Linked DNA regions of Mus musculus: region 1 is linked to region 2. A link is a loop called in an ENCODE intact Hi-C map of the cell type or tissue named here. Cell type or tissue: left cerebral cortex. All regions are shown on one strand.

What was found. Hi-C counts contacts between places; a loop is a spot of excess contacts. Peaks named below come from ENCODE experiments on the same cell type or tissue, not always from the same donor. Only the 100,000 strongest peaks of a DNase experiment are listed, where the experiment ranks them.
Region 1: a loop joins it to region 2, with 5 times the contacts of the local background. A loop is called at or near these places in 40 of 42 quality-filtered maps.

Annotation. Positions count from the first base shown.
Region 1 is chr19:61,096,646-61,099,145 of GRCm38, forward strand. It overlaps a transcript of Zfp950 not described here. Among named protein-coding and RNA genes, the nearest start is that of Zfp950, 43 kb to the right of the region's middle. In left cerebral cortex, a CTCF peak has its summit at 1,276 (motif pointing left); a DNase peak (open chromatin) is centred at 1,263.
Region 2 is chr19:60,888,643-60,891,142 of GRCm38, forward strand. Grk5 (G protein-coupled receptor kinase 5) reads left to right here and starts at 1,107. Exons shown (of 16, transcript NM_018869.3): 1 at 1,107-1,989. The coding sequence starts at 1,938. In left cerebral cortex, CTCF peaks have their summits at 1,081 and 1,291; DNase peaks (open chromatin) are centred at 278, 703, 1,091 and 1,549; H3K4me3 peaks cover 1,792 bases; H3K27ac peaks cover 2,170 bases.

The sequences.
Region 1 (2,500 bases), 210 kb after region 2:
AGATTTTGGGTTGTCTCAAGGCCTCTAGTGGTGGCTTCTCCTATTAAGGTCATATAAGATGCATGAGGTCTAACATCAAATATATGTCTAATCCACTTATCTATTGATGCTGACCTTGCCTTCAGTGGTCTGATTACTTTTTTTGCATTCAGGATTTGAAATTTTAAAAACTAAGACTCAATTGGTGCCTTTCTTGCTAATGGGTCCAATATACTTTCTACAGTGGAATTCAACCTTTGCAGAAGGCAAGGAATGTTTCTTTTGGACCTTGCATGGCCTGAGAAAAATGGTTCAAGTCTTTTCCCTGTTTTCACGGCCTTGTCCCAGGCATTTATGGCTGCCAAGTGACAAATGTCAAGGTTTCTTCATCATATTCAGCCTTCACCTCTACCTCAGCAAAACAACCCTTACCAAGCAGCTGGTCTCTAGAAATAATTATACTTCTGACTTGACTTTGTTGTGCTTCTTTTCCTTCGTTTATCTTCTCTATGAGAACCATTGTAAATATGACTCAGGTTCTAATATTGTTTTTACCATATCCTTCCAGTCCTGGGGCATTATTCTATAATTGCCCAAGAAGTCAAGATTTGTTTCACGAGTGACAGGTACATTCCAAAATTAGTGACATGTTCCTTTAAATTTTCTCAGTTCTAACACATCCATGGGTTGCCATTCAAATTCTTGATAATTTTGTGGGTGATTATCATCCACTGTCTTTGTTGTGTACTAACCAGATAAACTTTTTAAAAAATATTTTTATTAGGTATTTTCCTCATTTACATTTCCAATGCTATCCCAAAAGTCTCCCATACCCCCCCCCACACACACACACACACAGTCCCCTATCCACCCACTCCCACTTTTTGGCCCTGGCATTCCCCTGTACTGAGGCATATAAAGTTTGCACGACCAATGGGCCTCTCTTTCCACTGATGGCCGACTAGGCCATCTTCTGATACATATGCAGCTAGAGTCAAGAGCTCCGGGGTACTGGTTAGTTCATAATGTTGTTGCACCTACAGGGTTACAGATCTCTTTAGCTCCTTGGGTAATATCTCTAGCTCCTCCATTGGGGGCCCTGTGATCCATCCAATAGCTGACTGTGAGCATCCACTTATGTGTTTGCTAGGCCCCGGCCTAGTCTCACAAGAGACAGCTATATCAGGGTCCTTTCAGCAAACTCTTGCTAGTGTATGCAAAATTTATAATTCTTATTACCTGATCCAGAGTTTCTTGTACCTTTGTCTCCCTCTGGTGTTCAATTAATGACACTACAGCCCTCTCCAATTCTTTTATTTTCAGGAAGGGGCTAACAGTAGCTTCTGTGCTTCTGAGACATCTCTGTCTTTTGTTTGGGTTGTAGCTAGCAGCCTGTGCACCGATCTCAGGCAGCCTAGAGTGCAAGTAGTCGGGAGAGTGGGTCTGATTGTCCTGTGTTCTGTTTAGACGTGGGAGATAATGGGAAAGTGAGCATGGGAGGGCTTGCTTGGCTGGAGATGCCTGCATCAGCCTGCTGTGCCTGTGAGAAGGCTCTGGAAAATTAGCTGCTGTTTTTGTCCAACTTTTGACCCTTAGCTGTGAAGGCTGCTTCATAGGCAATCATGCCCCAGGGTCCTTGGTCCCTCTTTAGACTCAGGGAACCCCAACTGTGTTGTGGCACCCCTTAGACCCACTCTAAGTGGTGTTTAATTTCCACCCTGCTTCAACTGTAGAACTCAGCCCTAGTTGTTTATATTGGGGGTGGGGGTTAGGCTTTTATCTGAGGTTAGTTTGGTTCTAAGCCCAAAGTAAGGTGCACCAATGAATAAGCCCATATTAAACAGACACACACACACACAATCCATTTATTATAATTATAAGCCATATGCCCTGATTGGTCAGATCTAGTACTATACTAACTTATTACCCAGCTATGAGACCCTTGCTACTTAAGACTTCTCCATCTGGTCCATCATGGCTTCCCTCCTCTTCCTCTGTCCTTTCATTCTTCTTCCTCTCTCTGTCTACACTCTCAAACCTCTCTCTGTCTACACTCTCAAACCTTCAGTCCCATCTTTCCCTTCCACTGTTCAATCACATGCTCTCCTTTGCCTTTTTTGATCAGTTAAAATGGGGAGAAGGTTTGCATGACATCACCTGAGTACATGATGGACTGTTCATCATGTAACATCAGAATACAAACATCAGGCCAATCCACCACAGTATATATTTAGTTAAAAGATATTACATTATTTCCCCTTTTTTTGTCCTCCATCCACCCCTTGCCAAAAACTTTCCTTCCAACTTCTCCCTTGTTAAAAACATGAATAAATATGTTGCTAAGTCCATTTTTGTTGGTTGTATGTATATGGTTTCATGGCTGACCACATTGTATTGGATAAACAATTTAGGGAGCTCATCCCTGCCTGAGGCTAATTCTCTCACCTGGAGAAGAATTCCACTTTTTAATAAGCAACAGATGTCTGACCTTCAACTAGGTTGCCTTATACAGGAAACATCA
Region 2 (2,500 bases):
AAAAAAGTGGGAAAAAATGGTGAAAAAAGTCAATAAACGGGCTGGAGAGATGGCTCAGTGGTTAAGAGCACTGACTGCTCTTCTGAAGGTCCTGAATTCAAGTCCCAGCAACCACATGGTGGCTCACAACCATCCATAAGGAGATGAGATGTGACACCCTCTTCTGATGTGTCTGAAGACAGCTAAAGTGTACTTACATATAACTTTCTTTTTGAGAGAGATTCCTTCATCACACGTTGGGGCTCTGGGAATGAGAGTCTGTAGTAAAGTCTAAGTTTAGATTGCTTAGAACAGTAGTAATTCCTGTGCTGTCAGGTGCTCAAGTTGTTTGCTCAACTCTCTGTCTTCTGACAAGCAAACTTAACTCTTCTTGTAGACAAGTGAGGCCCACTGATCCAAGTCCAGACACTAGGCAAGTGGTGGTGGCAGATATACCCACTAGGAAAAAGACTATCACTAACTGTTAGAACCAGCACTAGTCTGGTAACCACACTTAAAACACCATTAGCTCCAATGCTTAATGACTGTTTTCCATTTCTCTAGGCCCCTCCCTATTTCCTGGCTGCTCTGGGGACAGCCGGCTTTTCCTTCTCTTGGACACAGAAGCCTCAGACTAGTTTCAGAACGGATATCCGGCCCGAAAGGCCCAGAGGAGGCAAAGGCCTCATTGTTCCCTGGGACCTGGCAGCCCCGCCCCCAGCTCTTAGGACTCTCCTCGAAAGACTCCAGGTGACCGGACAGCTAATTTCCCAGCATTAGAAGTTTTGGGGAAAGAGGAGCTGGGACCAGATCTGGAGTCCGAGGTTCTGAAAGTGTAAGGAGCCAAGTGCTCCAAGATAAACAAGCCTGGAATTTGAATGCCTTTTCATGCTGGCTTGGCTTGTTACTCATCAACATTTCCACAGAAGATTCGATTTCTTATGTGTTTTTAGTAATTCGACTACAATATGTTTGGTTATAATGAAAATCTTGGGGTTTTGGGCTCCCGGGCTTGCAAAGTGAAGCTGCTCTGTGCGTGGGGATCCCGAGAGTCCCAGGCGCCTGCCTTCTGGTTCCCATAGACGCGCCGTCGCCAGGGGGCGCGCATACTTCGTGCCTAGAGATCAGCGGCCGCCAGGTCGCCCCGGGCTGGCCGAACCCCTTGCTGCCCGGAAACAAAGTGCACCTTTGTCAGAGACCTGGCGCGTGTGAGCGGCAGACGGCGGGCCGCGCGGAACCCCAGGAGCGCGCCTTCGCTCGGGTCTCAGCTCACTCCTGGGCCTCCCACAGCAGCGTTCTGCCGCCTTGGCTTGTGCTTTCCGCTTTCTCGGATCTTGGCGGGACAGGAAAGGGACTCTGCGCTCCAGGAGTGGGGGTTTCGTTTTGGCTGAGTCGTTTTTGACTCCTGCCGGCGAGGCTGGGCCGCCTGGGCTCAGCGCCATACCGGCAGCAGTCCTGCTCCACAGTCCCGGTGCAATAGAGCCCTCGCCCCGTCAGACGCGGGACTACAATTCCCAGCACTCCTCGCGTTCAGAGCGCGCGGTGGGAGTTGCCTCCGGGCAGACGCCTGCGCGCTGCAGCGGCTCGAGCCTGGAGTACCACACCCCCGGGAGGGGAACGAGGGGAGGCTGAAGCATCCGAAGCATTAAAGCATCCGAGGGAGCCGGAGGGGAGGAGAATGGAGTGACAGAGACGCGCGGAGGGTGGGGGGTGGGGGGGAAAGTGTTGAGGGAGGGGGGAGGGGGGACACAGAGGGAGGAAGAAGCGGCGGCGGCGTCTCTTCGGTGCAGAGGGGGAAACTCCGCGGGCTCCGAGAAAGAATAATGCGGTAGCAGGCAGGCTGCTTGCTCTGGGGTTTGGCAGCAGCGGCGGCAGCTCGAGCAGTGGCAGCGGCAGCGGCATCACCCCAGACGCTGACAGCACAGCCGGCCGGCTCCCTCGCTGACTGCCGACTGTCAATGGAGCTGGAAAACATCGTGGCCAACACGGTCTTGCTGAAAGCCCGGGAAGGTAAGCTCGGGTGGTCCGGTGCGTGCACGGCGCGTTTGCCGCGGGCCGGGGTGCGGGTGTCGGGTGACAAGCGGGCGTGCAGGATGCTCACAGTGAGTTGGTGCGAGTGGTACAGCTTGGAGATCTGTCTGCAAATATTGAGAGACTTCTGAGCCTTGGGCTCAGAAGATAGGGACCGGGGCAAAGACAGTTGCAGGGACGAGTTAAGATGCTAAAATATCCTCTAGTTTCCAACTGAACCTTAGAAATCGTTCGATCTCCGCAGCTGTTGAAAGGGCAGTTGGAAAAGCATTCTTTTAGGAGATAGAAGCAAGAAAACGTGCCAATAAAACAGTCTTTAGAGTTGGCCCGGGATGGTTTTAAGAATGTGAAAAAACTCTCTCCTCTCTCTCTTTCTCCTCTCTCCTCTGTCTCTTCTCTTTCTCCTCTCCTCTGTTTCTTCTCTTCCAATCCTCTTCTCTCTCTCTCTCTCTCTCTCTCTCTCTCTCTCTCTCTCTCTCTCTCTCTCTCT